2 separate regions of the Homo sapiens genome follow, and region 1 is linked to region 2. Evidence: read pairs that join two places in POLR2A ChIA-PET (ENCODE). Cell type or tissue: HCT116. All regions are shown on one strand. Region 1 overlaps UHRF1 (ubiquitin like with PHD and ring finger domains 1). Region 2 has its middle 5.1 kb from the start of TICAM1.

Region 1 (2,500 bases), 120 kb before region 2:
CATGCCATTGCACACTCCAGCCCGGGCAACGAGAGCAAAACTCCATCTCAAAAAAAAATAATAAAAATAAACAAAATAAATTAAAAACATAGGCGTGGCCTGGGAGTTGGGAGTTCAAGGAGGCAGTGACCTTTGTCCATGCCACCGCACTCCAGCCTGGGTGACAGGGTGAGCTCCTGTCACCAAAAAAATTTAGAGGCATGGTGTCCACTGACACAATGCATACTGAGTACACGGGCCACCAGGAGCCCAGCCTCGGATGACTCGAAAGACACCTCCTCCTGCTTGGAGCTAAGTGCGGGGACCAAAGAGACACAAGTGAAGGTCTAGGGGCAAGGGGCTGCCCCAGCGTAGGGTGGGAGCTGGGGAGAAAGCCCTGGGAAGAATGTGGCCTGAAGGAAATGGGAAGAGAGGGACCACTGAGATGGCCTCGGCCACAGCTGAATCCTGAGACCTGCACCATCCTGAGACGTCACCATCCACAGCAGAGGAGAAATGGCAGGTGGGACTGAGTGAAGGACCTGGAGCTGGGAAAGCATCCTGGGTGAGGCGGGGGGCCTGATGTCACCCCGAGGTCCTCCCGAGAGAGGGCGGGAGAGTGAGACTCAGAGACTGGAAGAAGATGCGCTGTGGCTGTAAAGGGGGAGGAAGGGGCCCCGAGCCGAGGGATACAGTGCCTCTAGACCTTGGGAAAGGCAGAAATCTGGTTCTCCCCTGGAGCCCCCAGGAGGGCCCAGCCCTATCCCTGCCCTGACTTTAGCCCAGCAAGGCCCATGTCGGGCTCCCAGCCCCAGAGCTGTGAGATGTGAGTCGCTTTGCACTCCTAGGCTTGGGGTCACTTTGCAACAGCCCCGGGAGACAGAGACAGAAGGTAGGATGGCAGGGGGTGCCGGAGCTGGGGAGCGGGTGCAGGGGCTGGGGAGCAGTTGCCGGGGCTGGGGAGCGAGTGCCAAGGCTTGGGAGGGGGTGGGAGTGACAGTTTCAGGGCCAGGGTTTCAGTCTGGGGAGAGGATAAAGTTCTGGAGGTGGTGATGGTGGTGATGGTTGCACAACCACAAGAATGTACTCAGTGCGACTGAGCTGTACACTTGAAAATGGGGAACATGGGAAACAAGCCCCACACATTTTACCGCAGTCAACGCAAATCAGGGCGACGAGTGAGCCGTGCGAGCCTACCGGGCTGCCGCTCGCCGGCCGGTCCTTGAGTGACGCCAGGACCTCATTCCACAGCTTGGCGTTGCTCTTGTCCTCTCTGATGAGGCTGCTCTGCTGGGCCGTGAGACTGTAGGGCTCCACCTTGGTTTTCTTGGATGTCCGGCGCGGGGACCCGGCCCTGCTCGGGCCACCTCCTGGAAGAGGGTGGGGCGCGTGAGGGAGGGGCGCGTGGCCCGAGCTGCCGGAGAGACAGCCACCGGCTCCCACGTCCACACGACCTCAACCCCACACCCGCGAGATGCCCACCTGCTCCCCCACACACAAGACGCTCACCCCACACCCACGAGATTCTCACCTGCCGACTTCCGCTTCCACTTGCCCTTGCCCGTCCTGGGGGACGCGAAGCCCCCCTCCTGCTGCTCCTCCTCCTCCCTCTTGCTGTTCTCCTTCTCTCGCTCTCGGTTGGCCAGGGCTTCCAGGTAGCCTTCTGGATACTTCAGGAGGAAGAGGGACAGCCGTGAGTCAGGCTTGGGGCCCACACGCTATGCAGAGCCCGCTCTTCCAGCCTCCTTGCCAGGTCTGGGTTTCCAGACACACCTGACCCCCAATCCCCCTGAAGAGCACAGGGTAGTCCTCCCTTATCTAGTTTTGCTGAGGTTTCAGTGACCCAAAGTCAACTGAAAATGTTACATGAAATATTCTAGAAACAATTCCTAAGTTGTAAACTGCACACTGTTCTAAGTGTCCAACGTCTAGAGGCGCTGCATCCCTCGGCTCGGGGCCCCTTCCTCCCCCTTTACAGCCACCTCACATCACGCACACTGCATGATGAAACATTGCATCGTCCCACAGGGATGTGAACCTTCCCTTTGTCCAGCTTCTCGATTCTCCTGCCTCAGCCTCCCGAGTAGCTGGGATTACAGGTGCCCGCCACCACACCCAGCTAATTTTTGTATTTTTAGTAGAGATGGGGCTTCACCATGTTGGCCAGGCTGGTCTTGAACTCCTGACCTCAAGTGATCCACCTGCCTCAGTCATCCAAAATGCTGGGATTACAGGCTAAATATAAAATATTAATATTAAACATTCTAATTTTTATTAAATAAGCCCAACACTTTGGGAAGCCAAGGCAGGGGGATCGCTTGAGCCCAGGAGTTTGAGACCAGCCTGGGCAACATAGCAAGATCCCCTCTCTACAAAAAAATTTAAAAAATTAGCCGAGCCTGGTGGTGTGCATCTGTAGTCCCAGCTACTTAGGAGCCTGAGGCAGGAGAATCACTTGAGCCCAGGAGTTTGAGGCTGTAGTGAGCTATGATCACACCACTACACTCCAGCCTGGACAACA
Region 2 (2,500 bases):
GGAAGTCCAAGATCAAGACACTGGCAGGCCTGGCACAGTGGCTCACGCCTGTAATCCCAGCACTTTGGGAGGCCGAGGTGGGAGGATCACTTGAGGCCAGGAGTTTGAGACTGGCCTGGGCAACATAGCAAGACCCCATCTCTACACAAATTTTTTTTTTTTAAGTTAGCCAGGCATGGTAAGGTGGGAGGGTCACTTGAGCCCAGGAGTTTGAGACTGCAGTGAGCCAAGATCGCACTACTGCACTCCAGCCTGGGCAACAGAGCAAGATACCATCTCGGAAAAAAATCCAAGTGACAATCTACAGTGTTTCTCTACGGTAGCTACAGAGAAGGGGAACTTCAGGGACTTCTCCCAGGGACATGGAGAAGATACATTCTCAGTCTTACTAAATACTGCTGGACTGTTGCCCAAATCATTGTCAGTCTTTTCACTCCCACCCTAAGTCCTGAGAGGGTTCATTTCCCCCATCACCAACCACATGTTACTTTCTCTTTGTTAATCCATATTCAAGTTGAATTCATATGCACCCAAGTATATGAATCTTAAAGGGACAGTTCAATGAATGTTACATAGGAATCCACTCCCTATAACCAACAGCCACAGGGATTACTGGTGCGTGCCCCACCATGCCCGGCTAATTTTTGAATTTTACTAGAGACGGGGTTTTGCCATATTGGCCAGGCTGGCTTTGAACTCCTGACCTCAAGTGATCTGCCCGCCTCGGCCTCCCAAAGTGCTGGATTACAGGCGTGAGCCACTATGCCAGCCTTTTTTTTTTTTTTTTTCGCTCTTTTTTGAGACAGAGTTGTACTCTGTTGCCCAGGCTGGGGTGCAGTGGTACTATCTCAGCTCACCGCAACCTCCACCTCCCAGGTTCGAGTGGTTTTCCCGCCTCAGCCTCCCGAGTAGCTGGGATTACAGGCGTGCACCACCACGCCCGGCTAAGGCTGGAGTACAGTGGCACGATCTCGGCTCACCGCAAGCTCCACCTCCTGGGTTCACGCCATTCTCCTGCCTCAGCCTCCCGAGTAGCCGGGACTACAGGTGCCTGCCACTACAACCGGCTAATTTTTTGTATTTTTAGTAGAGACAGGGTTTCACCGTGTTAGCCAGGATGTAATTTTGTATTTTTAGTAGAGATGGGGTTTCACCATGTTAGCCAGGCTGGTCTCAAACTCCTGACCTCAAGTGATCTGCCCACCTCGGCCTCCCAAAGTACTGAGGTTACAGGTGTGAGCCACCACATCTGGCCCCACCTCATCCTCTTGAGTATCTGGGAACTACAGGCGTGCACCACCACACTCAGCTAAATTATACACACACACACACACACACACACACACACACACAGATGTGGGTCTTGCTATGTTGCCTAGGCTGGTCTCAAACTCCTGGGCTCAAGCGACCTCCCACTCAACCTCCCAAAGCACTGGGATTACAGGTGAGAGTCACTGCACCTGGCTCTCACCCGATCTTTTTCCCAATCCCATCAGATAGATGCTATTATCTCCAGGGAAAATGAGGTGTAATCCAGAGAGCCCACCCTCAGCCCCACCTCAGCTACTAATAGCTGAGTAGTAATTTGAACTCAGGCCAGGCATGGTGCCTCACGCCTGTAATCTCAGCACTTTGGGAGGCCAAGGTGGGCAGGTCACTTGAGGTCAGGAGTTCGAGACCAGGCTGGCCAACATGGTGAAATCCCCCTCTCTATTAAAAATACAAAAATTAGCTGGGTGTGGTGGCACACACCTGTAATCCCAGCTACTGGGGAGTCTGAGGCACAAGAATCACTTAGCCCAGGATGCAAAGGTTGCAGTGAACCAAGATCACGCCACTGCACTCCAGCCTGGGCAACAGAGCGAGACTCTGTCTCAAAAAAAAAAAAAAAATTGGACTCAAAGAGTCAAGTTCTCTCCACGGTGCTTATAACCACCACATTTTAAGGTAGCAATGCCTGTTTTGGAATATCATACATGACACATATGTTGACTTGTGAAAGTGTCAAAGATATATTGACAATGGAATACAGTAAATTTTTTTTTTTTTGAGACGGAGTCTCGCTCTGTAGCCCAGGCTGGAGTGCAGTGGCGCGATCTCAGCTCACTGCAAGCCGCACCACCTCACAGGTTCACACCATTCTCCTGCCTCAGCCTCCTGAGTAACTGGGACTTCAGGCACCTGCCACCATGCCCGGCTAATTTTTTGTACTTTTAGTAGAGACGGGGTTTCACCGCTTTAGCCAGGATGGTTTCGATCTCCTGACACTGTGATCCGCCCGCCTCGGCCTCCCAAAGTGCTGGGATTATAGGCGTGAACCACCACGCCCAGCCGAAAGTATTTATTGTCTGGTCCTTTACAACAAACAGTTTGCTGAACTCTGGCCTATGCGAATTAAAAAGGAAAATCAGATCGAAGAATATTCAGTATCATGATCACGGATCTGTGGATATGTGTGCAAAAGTGGAAAACAGAGGCCGGGCATGGTGGCTCATGCCTG

What was found. ChIA-PET counts read pairs that join two places held together with the same protein. Peaks named below come from ENCODE experiments on the same cell type or tissue, not always from the same donor. Only the 100,000 strongest peaks of a DNase experiment are listed, where the experiment ranks them.
Region 1: POLR2A ChIA-PET joins it to region 2 with 5 read pairs; 6 of 35 experiments call an interaction of 5 or more read pairs at or near these places.

What each region holds. Positions count from the first base shown.
Region 1 is chr19:4,953,499-4,955,998 of GRCh38, reverse strand. UHRF1 (ubiquitin like with PHD and ring finger domains 1) reads right to left here. Exons shown (of 17, transcript NM_001048201.3): 14 at 1,511-1,649; 15 at 1,177-1,349. Among named protein-coding and RNA genes, the nearest start is that of KDM4B, 14 kb to the left of the region's middle. In HCT116, no CTCF peak of the experiment used is centred here; no DNase peak of the experiment used is centred here; H3K27ac peaks cover 428 bases.
Region 2 is chr19:4,835,596-4,838,095 of GRCh38, reverse strand. No RefSeq gene overlaps it. Among named protein-coding and RNA genes, the nearest start is that of TICAM1, 5.1 kb to the right of the region's middle. In HCT116, no CTCF peak of the experiment used is centred here; no DNase peak of the experiment used is centred here.